2 separate regions of the Mus musculus genome follow, and region 2 is linked to region 1. A link is a loop called in an ENCODE intact Hi-C map of the cell type or tissue named here. Cell type or tissue: gastrocnemius. All regions are shown on one strand.

Region 1 (8,000 bases):
CAATCTCATTGCACAATGGTCCAGCCACCGGAAGAGGAAAGTGACGTCATTTTACTATCCTTGTCTGTAACGTTTGAGTCATGATTCTGCAGGACGGAACACAATCACCTGTGTTCCAGACTCAGCCCAGAGACTTACAGAAACAGTCTTTTCTGAGCCATCTCTTTTCTGTTCCTTATCAAAATGACCTATTTTTAAAGAGACAAAAAAAAAGTTTATTCTAAAATTGATGGTAAAATTTGAAGAAGAGTTTGCTGGTGTAGTAAAGAGGGGATAATTGAGGGACATAGTTACAAGGAATCTAAATTTTTATATCAAAAGAAGGACCCCAGGAAATGTGACTTCAGATACTACTTTGCCTCTCCCACCGTGTCAAGCTTATTGTCTATGATGGCCCTGCTGTGTTCCCACCCATTACTGACACTTGATGGCCAGGAGTGATCAAGAGCAGCCAATCCCTTGCTTCATCTCCTTCATTTCCTTTTCTTGGATTAAAAAAAAGGAAAGAAAGAAAGAAAGAAAGAAAGAAAGAAAGAAAGAAAGAAAGAAAGAAAGAAAGAAAGAAAGAGAAAGAAAGCACTAGTCAGCCTCAAAAAAAATATGTAAGACACAGTTTCTTCACCTTAGGATAAAAGACCACTGCGTTTCTGGCTCTGTGTGCTTGCTGCAGTGACAACCAGCACGGCCTTTGGCAGAAGCTCAGCTGCCTGGCCAGCTTACTTCAGCTGTGCCTTTGTGTTCTTTGTGTGGTATTGGTTGGGTCCTTCGACTCCAGATTTTATTTCTGACCTCATTAGGGATTTCTTCAATGTTTCCTTTCTAAGTGCAGGTCTCTGCAATTTCCCTTCTCCTATCTTCAAGTTTCCCAAGGCTTTCTTCTGCTTGCCCAAACGTGGTTTTGATTCCTTTTGTGATTTAAAAAAAATTATTTATTGTATTTTTCTGCTCCGGCATTTATTTTTAAGTTTCTAGCTCTTTATTAATAGCTTTCCTTGTCTCAAGTATTTCTGGTGTGTGTGTGTTTAGTGTGTGATATTCTGCATATCCTCTCTCAGTCCTTTGAGCACCTACCAATACTGTGCCTGCCTATAAGGCAAGGGTTCTAACGTCTGAGTCTAGAAGATCCACCATTAAATGTTTTTCAGAGACATTTTTTTTGGTTCATCCACCCCCCACACACATGAGTTTTCTGTTTGTTTGGTTTTTTTTTTTTTTTTGAAACAGTCTTGTGAGGCCCAGCCTGGCCTGGAACTTAACACAGCAGGGGGTAATTTTGAAATCCTGCCGTCCTGACTCGGCCTCCCAAGGACTGGGATCACGAGTGTGCAGTCACACCCAGCCAATAGATCTTGCATGCTTAGTTCTCTGCATACTTTGTGCTTTTCTCGTTGGTGTTGGAACCTAGGGCTTCAGCCCGACTGTGTGGTAAGCTGCACCGCACACCCTCCTCCCTTCAGCACTGTTAGGCTTTTTGCCTCCCTTGGCTTGTTGGCTTTGGTTGCAGTGGCTACTTCTGCGCCGAGAGCATTGCTCCCGGTGAACGTGTACAGCCTTCCTAGGTTTTCTTCTGAGCACGTATCCTGCCCTGGACATGCAGATGTCCCAACGCCCCCATTAGAACGCTCTAGTCTTCGTGTCCGATCCCAGAAGAAGAAGGAGAAACAAAGGGAGGAAAAAGCCCTGGACTCTCTAATGTTCTAGAAGTTCCTTCAGCCAGAAGTAGGGAGACCCACAGTAAGGAAAGGGGTGCGCCACAATCCTGCCTGCTTCCTTGTACCTATGTGCTGATGGGCAGCAGTCACCAAGCACATCCCAATACTGGTTTGTTAATTTATTGACTATCACTATTAATTTGCCTCTCTTCATCCCCTCCCCCAGTGTGTATACACTTCTTTGGGAATAAAAACACAACTTCCTGCCAGAAGCTAAGGGGTGGAAGTAAGTTGGGGGTGAAACTGCTGTTACATTAGAGCTCAGAGAGCTGGTGAGCTCAGTGGTTAAGAGCTCCGACTACTCTTCTGAAGGCCATGAGTTCAAATCCCAGCAACCACATGATGGCTCACGTTAGAGCTCAGAGTCAGCAAAGCTACCTGCAAATTTCTGCCCAAGCCTGGCTTCAAATGATTCTTCCATGAGGCCGGCTGTCTGAACCAGGAGACAGCTTCCTGGTGCTTCCTAGTCTCATCTCTCCTCTCCAGAACCTTCTTCCTAAAGGCTGGTGGTGCTGTGTTACAGAGAATTCTGGTTCCCATGACCACAGATCATCTGGGAGGAGCAATCCAAAGGAAGACGGTTGGGAGGGGTTAGGGAGGGGGTGGAAGAGGCTAACCCGCTGGCCCCCATGTTGTAAGTGGTGCCCCAGAAGAGCTTCCTCACCTCCCTGGCTATCACCTCAGCCATTCCTGGTCCACCAAAGCCATCACTCTGCTGCCCACTGAGCACCCCCTGCTCTAGGTCATCTCCTCACTCTCAGTAGGCTGGGCACACCTGCTCTTCCAAGGAGCTCTTGTAGGAAAAGGCTGCCACAGATGAGTCCTGCCCCACACCATCAAGGGCTTCTACTCCACTAGCGGCATCTTAATAATCCAGGAAAATGCTGGCTTCTTCCACTCTTGAACCTCTCACTAGATTACATCTCTAATCAAAGAGAAATTTTCTTCAAACTTCCTTTCTTTTTCTTTTTATGAGAGACTCTCTCTTTTACCGTTAAACCTTTTTGCAGATTGGAGAATCTGGTTTTTCTACTTCTTTATATATTTTTTTCGATTAAAATAACATTACATCACTTTCTCCCCTTCCTTTGCCTTCCTCTAACCCCCTCCTATGTCCCTCCCACTCTCAAATCGCTAGCTTCTTTTCTCTTTCTCTTTATTATTGTTACACACATGCACATATGTGTATATGTATACATAAATATATAGAAATAACCTGTTGTGTCCGTTTATGTTGTTTGCCAGTGATGTTCACTCTGTACTAGACAACCAATTAGGGCACTCTTCCCTGAGAGGCTAATTCTGTCTTTCTCAGCCTTTCTTGTTCCTGTAATTCTCCGCTAGGGGGCACCCTGTGAAACGTCCCTGTCCAGGTCCATCGATAATGCCGCTGTTCTGGTTTTGTTTGTACAATCCTTCTAGGTGAGACTGTTTCACAGCCGACTATGGAGTTCTGGCTCATACATTCTTCTTCGATGTTTCCTTTGCCATAGATGCAGGAGCTGCAATGTAGATTTTCTGTTGGGGCTACTTTGTATCCAGTTGCAGTTTTCTGGGATACTCTCCATTTGCTGTGAGGAGAGGCTTTACTGATGAGGGCTGATGGTTACATTGTATCTGTGGTATAATGATAGGATTTACGATGTTTTAAGGAATTATGTACCTCTGTCTAGCAAAATGGCAATAGTAGGGGTTTTTTCCCCTAATGTCCATGACCTTACTAGCTCTGGGAAACTGGCTAGGTTTTCAGTATCACATGATTTGCTTCCCGTTAAGAAGGCATTAAGTTCAGTTAGACAGCTCTTGGTTACCACCGACATTTAAGCGCCACGATGGTGCCTTTACAGGTGTCTCATTCTGCCGTTCATTGTGTGGTTCATAGAGGTTGCAGCTGGTAGGACTATTCATTTCTTTCCACCCTTAGCAATTTGCACAGTGTTTTCTGGTACCAAGGAAAACTAGAACTCAGGAAGGAAGTTTTCAGGTTGGATTCATCTCAAATGTAAGACCCTTTTACATGACTAATTATTGAGTGCATTCCAACTGAATTCTTGGATCTCCACAAGTCAGAAAATACATTCGGCATCTTCCAAGAACTCTCCACTTTCTATTGTATAAGAAACCAGTCTGCTTAGATCATGTAGATGACCTCTAGGGGGCAGTGCTTCCTAACCCCACGTAACAACCCTTGGGGCTTTGCTCTGTAAGTAGCAAAGACAGGCTTCCCCTAAATGGTGTGTAGAGTTACTGTTTTAAGTTAACATACAAAGTAACGAGCTTCATAGTGACTTTGTAACACATTATCCATTGTGTCCTTAGTTCCCTTCCTCCCCCCCCAATACTTTCCTATTCTTTCCTATCATTTGTATTTTATTACTGTCATGTTTCTCCTTCCTTTCTTCCCATGATCCCATTTAGTTTAATAATGCACACACATAAATGAATACACTCACTTATATACATACATGTGCATATATATTATAAAAAATTCAGGTCCTACATACAAGAGACATTATGTTGTATTTGTCTGAGTCTGCTTGTTTCCTGGAATGTAATGTTTTACAGTTGCATCTGATGTCTTGCAAATTTCATGACTTTAGTTTTCTTCACAGTTGTATAACATTCCTTTGTATAGATGAAAAAGAAACTGTGTCCATTTTCATATATATATGAAATACATATATATACATTTACATATATATTTACATATATTTTAATTATTTAAATTATTATTAGATATACATATATATTTGAATTATTGTTGTTGTTGTTGTTTATTCACTTTACATCCCACTCCCTGCCCCCTCCTGGTCACCTCCTCCCACAATCCTTCCTCCCTCCTGCCTTCTCCTCTGAGCAGATGGAGGCCCCCCTGGGTATCTCTCACCCTGGCACAACAAGTCTCTTATGAGAATAGGCGCATCTTCTCCTGCTGAGGCCAGACAAGGCAGCCCAGCTAGTAGAACATATCCCACGTACAGGCAACAGCTTTTGGGATAGCCCTCACTCCAGTTTTTCAGAACCAGCATGAAGGCCAAGCTACATATGAGCAGGGAGGCCTAGGACCAGCCTGTGTATGTTCTTTGGTTGGTGGTTCAGTCTACCACCTTATCTACCTGTGGAGTTCTTGACCCTGTGAAACTCATGACCCCTTAAGGACTGCAATCCTCTTGCCTGTTTTTCCATAAGAGTCCCCAAGCTCTACCCACTGTTTGAGTCACATCTTCTTTATCCATCTACTGATGGCTCTATTTCCTGGCTGTTATGAACGGTGCTCTAGTAAATATGAATGCACAAGTATCTCTGCAGTATCTTAATTTAGAGTTCCTGAGGTAGACGCTCTGGAGTGGTCTAGATACATCATATGGTAGTTGTAGCTTTAGATTTTTTTCCCTTAAATTTTTTTAAAAGATTTTTTCCTTTTAAAAAAAAGATTTATTTATTTATTTTAGTTATATGAGTGCAGTATAGCTGTCCTCAGACACACCAGAAGAAGCCATCAAATCCCTTTACAGTGTTGTGAGCCACCATGTGGTTGCTGGGAATTGAACTCAGGACCTCTGGAAGAGCAGTCAGTGCTCTTAACCGCTGATCCATCTCTCCAGTCCAATACTAATTTTCTTAATGGCCAGTGTTCAACACTTTTTTCAATAAATTCTGGCCCATTCATAGGTCTTTTGCTAACTTCACATTCAATGCATAGCCCATTTGTTCATTAGATGTTTGTGTATGTGTGTGTTTTAAGTTCTTTATCTATCTAAATACTAATCTCCTATCTGACATAGAGTTCACAATTTTTTTCTCCATTCTATAGGCTGTCTCTCACAATATCCCCATGAAGGAGAGACCACCCCTATCTCTCTTAAAGCACTCTCCCTTTATGCTTATATTATCCAAACTTTTGTCACTGTGACAAAATACCTGATATGGACAACTTACTTATAAGGAAGAAAGGTTTGTCTTGGCGGCTCGTGATTTGGGGTTCACGCAGTCCATGGTTGCTTGGCTCTGTTGCTTTGGACCAAGTCACAATGTCATTATAGGAAGTACACCATGGGTCAAGTATCTGTGACAGCCAGGAATGAGAGAAAGGGGAGGAATGAGGGAAAAGGAAGAAAAGGGATGGAAAGTGTCTGAAGTCTCCTTCCAGGACACTCCTCCAGTGAGCTGACCTCCTTCCTATGGATGCCATTTTCTTAAGGTTCCACCATATCACATCAGGCCACAGGCTGGCCAACCAGCCTTCGGCATATGACTTTGGAGCATATCGAAGCTTCAGACGGCAATGAGGCCATGATGTCTCCCGCTTCTCCAGGCTGACTTTCCGTTCTTACTGTATAGGAACTCAGTAATGAAGCTCCCAGCCTGCTTCATATCCTGGACTTTTAACCATTACTCTAAACTGTCTCTGATTTACATGATATTAAATGGGAAATCAAAGTGGGCCCAGGTCAAGAAATGACTACATCTACTAAAATGTACACCTTGAAGATGTTTCTTCCAATGAAAAAGAACCTTGGAACTAAACAAATCAAACAGATAACAGCTGCCTGAGAAAAGTAGAATTTTAGAAGGGTTTCCCACCAAATTTTCATTATAAAATTTGTTCTTAAAATGTAATCCTGCCGGGGCCTAGCAAACACAGAAGTGGATGATCACAGTCAGCTATTGGATGGGTCACATGGCCCCTAATGGAGGAGCTAGAGAAATTACCCAAGGAGCTATAGGGAACTGCAACCCTATAGGTGGAACAACAATATGAACTAACCAGTACCCGGGAGCTCTTGTCTTTAGCTGCATATGTATCAAAAGATGGCCTAGTCGGCCATCACTGGAAAGAGAGGCCCATTGGACTTGCAAACTGTATATGCCCCAGTACAGGGGAACGCCAGGGCCAAAAAGGGGGAGTGGGTGGGTAGGGGATTGGGGGGGGTGGGTATGGGGGACCTTTGGGATAGCATTGAAAATGTAAATGAGGAAAATACCTAATAAAAAAATAAATAAAAATGTAATCCTAAGTGCTTTAAGCCCTTAAACTGAAATTAGATGGGTTTTAAGATGATGGATTACTTTCTTATAATAAAACATTCTTTGTGGTTATTGTAACACTGTTTCTTCATTTTTTCAATTTTACGTTAGGTGTATGGGTATTTTGCCTGCATTCATATTTGTGCACCATGTTTGTGCAAACCCAGGGAGGGCAGAAGAGGGTGTTAGATCGCCTGAAACTGGAGTTACAGATGGTTGTGAGCCACCATGTGAGTGCTGGGAATTGAACCCAGGTCCTCTGAAGGAGAAGCAAATACTCTCAACTACTGAGCCATCTCTCTAGTCCTGCTTCCTGAGTTTTAAAGCAGTGTAAACAAATCAGTACATTTCTGAGAGAAACAGTGGTGAAGCTTCAAAGCCTCTAGGGTTTAAGAAGCGTAAGAGTGGTAACCCTCACTGGTGGGTACAGCTTTCAGGGTGTCTGTTGCCTGGGCATTGGATCCCTCGATCTTTCCAGTGAGTGAAAGATCAACCTTGAACATCTTGAAAGTTGTTTCCTGAAAGGTCAGGATAGCCACACCTCTAACTGTTTTGTTGTTGTTGTTGTTTCTGTTTATTTTGCTTTGTTTTATCATTACTATATTTGCTGGTTTACACACCCTACAGAAGAACCATAGAGCAAGCATTCTGACACATCTGGAAAGAGCAGCAGGTGAAGCTGGCTGGGTCTTAAAATAGGCATCCCTGAGAAAGGCCAAAGAGCAAAGCTTCGGGGAATATGCCTCCTGTCCGCTCAGTCTGAGCGGGTCTACATTGTAACACGTCTTCCCTGCAGGTCTTCCCTCCCACCATACAGTGCTCTACTGACTGTTGCTACACACAGGTAACACATCTTCCCTCCCGCCACACCTGGTAAAAAGGACGCTGCAGAAAAATCCAGGCATGAATACCAACCACCTCTAAAGAAACTCAGCTGGGACCGGGGCCTTTAATTCAGATTCAAACACCTAACAGGAGAAATAGAAACCCTGAATGTCACTTGTCTTTTTAAAGACAAAGTCTGGCATTTCTCTGATTACAAAACTTAGTAGAGAGGAAAAAAGTGCAAACCTTAAACCCTTTCACCTAGAAATAGCCACTAATTATAATCTCCCTCTCCTCTCCCCTCCCCTCTTCTCCTCTCCCCTCCCCTCCCCTCTCCTCTTCTCCCCTTCCTCTCCTTCCCCTTTTCCCTCTCTTCTCCCCTCCCTCCTCCCCTCCCCATCACTTCCCCTCCCCCTTTCCCTCCACATTATCTCC
Region 2 (8,000 bases), 65 kb after region 1:
AGCTTCAGAACAAGGAAGCACTGACTTGTTTAAAGGCCAGCTGCCCCTGCAGCTGCTCCGAGCCAGCCAGCAGTTGGCAGCCTCAGGTATCAGCTGCTCCGGGGCCCTGATCCAGCTCACTGGCCAGCAGGGAAGGGGCCTCCCAGGCTGCCGGGCTTCCATAGAGCCTCAGCTGGGAAGGCTCCTTCCTGTCGCCGTGGGGCTGGGCGTGGAGCTCTTCACTGGGTCTGGAAACTTCTTGGTGTGCTTTCTTTTTCTTGGATACGTTTTGGGTTCAGTTTTTGGACTAGCATAATGGCTGCCTTTACCATGTGCCGTACCTAATTCAATAAAACTCAAAGGAGTTCTGCTCTCTCAGAAGAAAACCATTACCTTTTGTATTTTACTGAATTTGGGGTCCTTTTTTTAATAAGCATTCCCCGATCTTCATCGTAGCAAAACTGAGAGAAGGGCAGGCAAGGCAGCCCAGCAGGTTAAGAAAGCCCTTGCCCACAAGCCTGCTGACCTGAGCTTGACCCCCAGGACTCACCAGGGTTAGAGAGGACCACCCTCTGCCGGTTGTCCTCTGACCTCCTTGTACATGTGCACTGTGGGGTGTGCACCTACCCCAACACGAAATAAGTCAATAAATGCAATTTTTAAAAAAGTTAGTATTGAGCAGAGCATCAGTATCGGTGGCACGTGCCCGTAATCCCATCACTCAAGGATGCCGAGGCAGGAGGATTACAAATTGAAGGCCAGCTTGGGTTTTATATATATAGCAAGACCACATCTCCACAAACAGCCCTTATGTACAATGCAAATCAGTACTGATATGGAACAATGATGTCCATTTTTATTTTTTACATTTTCTAAATATTTTTGTTAAAATTTTATAGGAATTGGGTCTCTTTAGAATATATAATTTTCACAGTACTAAATAAATGAAATACTTGTGGAGTCCGGTTAGACAGTAAACTATCCTTTTCCGTGACGTTTTAACACATTTTTACTATCATTTTAACAGCATCACTTTTAAAGTTATAATCATTTTGAATTTTTAAAAAAAATTTACTGAGCTGAGTGTGGTGGCGCATGCCTTTAATCCCGGCGCTCAAGAGGCAGAGGCAGGAGTTCCAAACCAGCCTGGTCTACACAGAGAGTTCCAGGACAACCAGGGCTGCGCAGAGAAACCCAGGCTTTCACTGTAGAATGCTAGGATTTCGGATGTGTGCCTTTTCATCCGGCTTTTTGCTCAGGCTTCTTGGACTGAACTTAAGTTGTCAGCTTTGCACAGCATTTCTGTCTTCTGCAACACATCTCCCTAGCCCAGCCTTTAGACCGAAGACCTTGAAAGAAGAGCGCAGGCCCCTGATAACCTCCAAGATAGTAGTAGCTCATCATGGACAGTGAGTTTGTAAGCCATCCTTTGCTGCCGTTAATTTTGAAACAGCATTACAGTCTGCAAAAGTAGTAGTTCAGGTTTAACTTAGTTGATTATAGTGTCAGATGTCTATCTGCATCAGATGAAGAGTTCCTGTCTTGCTTGGGTAGTGACTGTAGAAACAAAATAGGGAAGGTGTCTAATAGCACATTGTTCAAAGTGGCAGGGAAAGTGTCTAAAAGCACATGGTTTGAAGTGCTACGTAGGAGGAGGTGTGGTAATTGGTACCGGCCCCTAGGACTCCAGGGCTGCTATGAGAGGTGATTGAGTGTGCGATGCGTGTGCACGTGTGTGTATCTGTCTGCGTGGGTGAGGAACGGTGCAGTCACTGTCAGTAGCACCTGGCAGAGAAAGAACTCTGTAGTCAGCACTGTGTAGATAGAGGACTAGGTTAATAGTCACTAAATACTTATTACCATTTACTGCACAGTAACATAGATAAATATACAAACCACATTATCCCGTTGAAGTCCCCACCACCAACACTGCAGGCTAAGTATTAGTCCCACGTAACCCCCAAGAACTATCCTGGAAAACTTAACTGAGGCTTAGTAACTGTGAGCTAGAATCTAGGGGACCAGGATTCCATCCTGACTTGTGTAATCCGAAAACACGGGACTTCACTGTTGTCACCCTCGGGGACCAGACCTGTTGTTAATGTATTAGAGAAAACACAGCCTTGACAATGGATGTCGGTCGGTTACTGTTCACTTCCTGGTGTAGTTCAGCTTTCGGGCGATGAACGCGATCATCAGCACTCCTGAGTGATCGTTCCGAGGTTCCTTTAAGAATACGCTCCTCCACCCAGAACAGGGGAACAAGCTTTGCGGGGTCAGACTGTGCAGATTGCAGAGCTGAGAGTTAACGTGTGGAGCAGCAGCGGCTGAACTCCCTGCCTGAAGTGTGTGGCAGAACAATAAACCCTCTGAGCGGCATACAGCAGTGTGACTTGCTTCTCTGTTGCTGTGTAAAGAAAAGCCATCAAGACTGAAAGGTCTTATTTGGTCTTGAGGTTGGAGTGTTGAGAGGTCCTGGTGATGTCGAAGTGTGGCAGCATGCAGCCGGCGTGAGGAAAGCTCGCACCGTTCACAACAGCATGAAAGAGGTAGAGGCTTTTCCTCTCAAAGCTCCCGCTCAGAGACATTCCTCTGTCCCACCTAAACCTCCCCAAATAGCACCACCAGGCTGGGGACAGTATTCAAATGCCCAAAGCCATAGGAGGCATTTCTCATTCAAAGCTACCACTGTCGCTTTCCCTGGTTTGCCTGGCGTCCCCTCAAATTCAGTTTAAGAACTAACAAAGAGCCCTTTCAAAGATGTAGTTACAACGTTTAATCATCTGGTATCGAACTAAACACCAAGCGATAGCCCAGCCAGACAATGCCCAGTCTACAACCAGAAAATGGGCTGCAAAGCCGTGGCCGGTCCACGAATATTATTCTATCGCTTAGAAAAGTCACATGGACTTAAGGAACTGTACAGAGAACTTTTTTGTGGGTAGTTCATATGTACGTGACATTGGTATGTGACACTGTTGTTGGGAAACAGTGAATATTGGCTGGAAGGGCCGTGGGCACAACCTGTGCACATCTGTGTATATTGGTCAGAATATTTGAGTGACAGACTGAGTTACACTTCACCTAACTCCTCTGTTAATACATTCTAAGAATTTGATCCACATCATGCTGTCATTTTAAGAACATGTTATCCCCAACTATCCCTCTCTACCAAGACATGTTTGTGAGTGTACATGTATGTATGGGTGCGCGCGTGTGTGTATTAGGAAGCCAGAGGTCAACCTTGAGTGTCACGTTCCAGGTGTCATCTGCCGAGGTTTTTGCGACAGGATCTCTTGGTGGCCTGGAACTCACCAGACTCGCTGAGGGGTGAGTCAGAGCGTCCGGCATCTGCTTGCCTCTACATTCCCTGTGCTGCGATGGCTCACAAGCCACCCCACACATGGCTGTCTTATGCAGGTGCCAGGGATGAGACTCGCACAGCAAGGACACTACCAATTGAACCATGTCCCCATCCCCAGGGCATTTGTGTCCTGCTTTTACACCACGCCCTAATGTCTGTACTTCTTCCCACAATTCCACCGAGTTGGAGTTTGCAGCACGCTTTTCCAAAGAGCCATCCATTCTTTTTAAGATCTATTTATTTACTTAATGTATATGAGTACATTGTACCTGTCTTCAGACAAACCAGAAGAGGGCATCAGATCCCATTACAGATGGTTGTGAGCCACCATGTGGTTGCTAGGAACTGAACTCAGGACCTCTGGAAGAGCAGTCGGTGCTCTTAACTGCCGAGCCATTTCAACAGCTCTTGACCCTTCTGTTCTTGAACTGTCATTATCTCTTCCGGTATATTCTCAAGGGGTCAGGGTGATGGAATGACACCTCCCACCGCCCCTGTGTGCCAAGGTGATAATTTTGCTCTAAACAGAGGATGGTGTTATGTGCTACACATCAAAGTGATTCTTGTGTCTTGCTAACTCATCTGTTCTGGGCACTCCTAAGGAAAGACAAACATGTAGTATCAAAATGGAGACTTCGCTCTCCCAGATGGTCCTAGGAGGTCCACGGGCAGGCACATGCCCACCTCCCTTCTTGTCAATCGGTTACTTGTTTTTCAGAATTCTTGGAGTTCTGGTCGCAGTTCCTTAGAAATGATCTGAAGAGAAAAATGCGCTTTCTCTGGCAGCAAAACCCGCTGGCCTCAGAGGCCCTTGTTTGGGAATAATGACACTTGAAGGGAGAAGTGACACATTGGAGCTTGCCAACCTTGTGAATTCATGTAGAAAGGATAGGGCTAGAGCCGTTGCCCTCTATTGAAATTCATTTGATTTAGAAGCTTTTCAGAAACAGAGAAATGCTCACAACGAGGGCCTGTTTGGTAAACAGAGAGGGCTGGCCAGCGTAGGAGACGGCTGCCGAACCCTGTTTTCAAAAGTTCAATTCTTATTTGCTTAGCTTGGGTTAAGCCTCTGATAAAGGGTTCCCAGAATTCAGTCCCTTTGGTCTCAGAGAATGGGAGCATGTGTGTTTGTGTATGCCTGTGTGCGCCATGTGTATGCACAGGAATTCACCTTGTTTATACTTGGTTGCCGGTGGTACAGGTTGTATGCAGAGGGCAGTACCATGGCCTTTGTTTTGTCCTAATTTACAAGAGACAGCTATGTGACCTTCGGTCTTCACCCCGTCATTCAGCTCCACAGTGCATAGGACGCTTTTCTGTTCAGTCTGACTCAAGTAGATATCGGAACGCATCCGCACGGCAGCCCAGGTTAAATATAAGCTAACTTAAATTTCATCTTCCAGAGCACTGGCTGACTTAATAGAAAGGAAGCCTGATCCAGTAGTCCAATTAGTTTTGCTTTGCTCTGTTAGATGCACATCGTTAAAGATCAACATCCATCAAGGGGTCAGCGCGCAGTAGCCAAGAGAACAGCTTCACGGTCACTATCCCTGACGTCTGCTTTAAAAAAAAAAAAATATATATATATATATATATATATAGAGAGAGAGAGAGAGAGATAAGACAAGCCATAAACTACGTATGATTTTATGGAATTCCAAGGATCCTGTTTGTCATCTCCATTTTATAGATGAATAAATTGAGATTCCCAGAGGTTAAATAACCTTTCTAAGGTGACACTAAGCTTTGGAGGGTTGGAGAGGGCGTTGGGGGCCATATCAGTTGGGCACTTCATGTCTGCTTCTCTTCTCGTCTCTGGGCAAGCAGAGTTCCCATGGAAACGGAGTAAGGGAGGACTTGCGGATGGAGCTCCACATCCACATCCAGCAGGCTCTGGGCAGTTGAATTGAAACCCAAGTCTCGAGCATTTCACTTGTTACAAAGACTTTCTCCTTTTACTAAGAGTCACATCTTCTGAGGCCAGAAGGGGGTAGAGGGAACATGATTTAAATGGGTAAACATCTAGGTTTAAAGAGGGAGAAGCCAGTCCTCCTTGTAGGGTGGAGGCGGATGGAGGGCAGTGTCAACATTTACACATTATAAGTCCCTCACAAAACCACAGCCCTCGAACCTACTGGGGGCGGGGCTGGGGGAGGGGAAATAGAGACAGGAAGTGGATGTAAAGAGCAGCTCTGTAACTGGTACAGCTTCCTCCTCCACGCTCAGACCTCCTGCAGAGGTTCTATGTTTGTATGCACATCTCTTTTAAACGCCCCTTTCTTTGTGGGGTAATATATTAGATCCAGACATCAGTGAGACGCATTTTGCTTTCTAGACAAAAATAGCCAACCAACCTTGGGGCTAGTTCAAGATAAATTCTTTCCTGAAAGAATTTAGACTTGTCTACAAGGAGACAAACGAAAGGTGCTGTATATATAACTGACCCTTGCCTGCCTGCAAGGCAGCCTTTTTAAAACCGTGGCTTTCCTTGGTCCGGATCCTAGTTCTCTGACCCATTAGCTCTCCCGTGTTGGGCATGCTCTGTAGCCTCTCTAGGCTTCAGTGACGTGTGAATGGGCACAGGGATGCTAACACTGAGTGAAATATGAACAGTGCTCAGGATAAGTACTCCAGAGTTTGCTTTTGCTAGTAAGCAATAAAGTGCTTTATTAATTATTATTAATTACACAGACAACATGTCAGGTATGTATAGATGGATAGTGTGAGAATCAGGGACCGCTGGGACATATACGCCTCTAGGCTAAGCTCAGTTTCACAGTTCACTGTTCCAGGTGTGGCCCACAGACCACCAGCACCAGTGCCTCAGGACCCACTCCAGACCAGCCGGATAGAATTCTCATCTCACGGCAGAGTCTGCCGGGCAGGGCCGAGCTCTCTGTTCTTCAGAGAGAGAAAGGTGCGAGCTTCCGGCTGCACGGCTGTGCGGAAGCCCCAGATACCCCCACCTGAGCTACTTTTGTCTTCACAGCCATGGCTGCTGTTTTATCTCCCTCTCTTCAAGGGCTCAGCTGCTGAGGTGGGAGTGTTGCAGGCACTTGGGCATATAATTAGACCTTTCCAGTCCACTGTCATCTCCCTTAAAGAGTCATGACATACTTGTTGGTGATGGTGGCTCAGGAGTACCTTACAATAAAATCCCAATTTAAAGAGCAAGTCTACCCAATTATACTTGCGACATCATCACCACGATTGTGATATAGAATATTTTAATAGAGATAGAAGACTTTAATTGCCTTAAATATTCTAGTTCCTTCTGTTGCTGTGTCTTTCCGTTTTATTCACATCAACTTGAACAGTCGTGTTTAATATGTTATCTATACACTCTTTTTTAAATGTGTTTGTGTTTGTATGTGTGTCAGGGGTGCACATACACGTCTGTGCATGTATGTAGATGGCAGGTGTAGACACTGGGTGTCGTCTACCTCAGTCATTCTCTTAGTTCTATATTTAAGGTAGGGTCTCTCATTTGAACACAGGGCTCACCCGTTCAGCTAGTCTGGCTAGCCAGGTTGTTTTCCAAATCCCATCTCTGCCCCTGGAGCACTAAGGTACTAAGGACTGTCACCCCCACCTGGCAGTCATGTGGGTTCTGGAATTCTGAACTCCCAGTCCTCAGGTATAAACAGGTTACTCACCCAGCCCTCTCCCCAACTCCTGCCTATACAATCTTTACACACTGTAGAAGTCTAAACAACAATCGCGCGCGGTCACGATCATTCAGAAGATTGTGGAGGGCAGGTGTATCCCCCAAGGACTGAATGTGAGAATATTTTCGTGCCTCTGAAGGGCTCGATCAGCCTCCTAGAGTAAGTGGATAAACAGCGCATTTACATACAGCTGCTGCTGGACAAAGCTCCAGCTTTGTCCTTCGAAGTCACAAGACGAGGTCAACCCTTGAGGTAAGTGTGACCAGCCTGGTCACAGGACTGTCTGAGGCAGATAGGTGTGTCTTGATTTTACCAAGATAGCAGTGTAGTCTCTCACACAACTTGCAGACAAGACCCTAATTGTGAGTTCTTTGATTCTTAGCTAGTTTGTATGTGGGAGTTGAGCATGGATAGATGAATGAAACCATCAGCTGCCTGACCTGTAGTCTACTATGAAGACTCGTAGTAAAGCACTAAGACAGGAGGAGGTTTCTGGCTGCTGGGTGGAAAGAGGATCCCCACAAGAGAAGGGAGATGGGCTGACTATTGCCTTAGGACAGGCTTGCCTGTAGAAATGAAGGGTGCCTCCTGCTGGGTAGACAGGAGTCACAAGACAACAGGTGACCGGCCTGTCTGACCTGCAGGTTTGGGCTTGCATAGTTGGCTAATGGGTGGGCATTTCAGGAGATCTGACTCTGTGCCCACCAGTGGTCTGGAGAAAAGAAGGCACACAGCAGACGGGAGCAGAGGAGGTGAACAGTATAGAGTAGGGAGGATTTCCGAGCCTTGAGAGATCAAGTGGAACACACAAGCATGTGGAGTTTTACACTTTGATAGACAAGATAGAGCGGGGTAAACTTAGCCTAATCTCAACAAAACAAAACCAAAAAAAAAAAAAAAAAAAAAAAAAAAAAAATGAAGAAGTTGTTACGACTGCCAGAAAAGTTAATCTCAAAATGGGTTGTATTTTTTAAAAAGGTGTCCAACTC

The links. A loop is a pair of places that touch in the nucleus more often than their neighbours do. Peaks named below come from ENCODE experiments on the same cell type or tissue, not always from the same donor. Only the 100,000 strongest peaks of a DNase experiment are listed, where the experiment ranks them.
Region 2: it touches region 1 in a loop (1.9-fold over the local background); 4 of 42 quality-filtered maps call a loop at or near these places.

What each region holds. Positions count from the first base shown.
Region 1 is chr15:96,661,955-96,669,954 of GRCm38, reverse strand. No RefSeq gene overlaps it. Among named protein-coding and RNA genes, the nearest start is that of Gm22045, 5.8 kb to the left of the region's middle. In gastrocnemius, CTCF peaks have their summits at 3,055 (motif pointing right) and 3,861 (motif pointing right); DNase peaks (open chromatin) are centred at 698, 3,065 and 3,874; H3K4me3 peaks cover 860 bases.
Region 2 is chr15:96,596,579-96,604,578 of GRCm38, reverse strand. The region is part of intron 4 of Slc38a1 (solute carrier family 38, member 1); the gene reads left to right. Among named protein-coding and RNA genes, the nearest start is that of Gm32457, 19 kb to the right of the region's middle. In gastrocnemius, no CTCF peak of the experiment used is centred here; DNase peaks (open chromatin) are centred at 105 and 4,202; H3K4me3 peaks cover 385 bases; H3K27ac peaks cover 613 bases.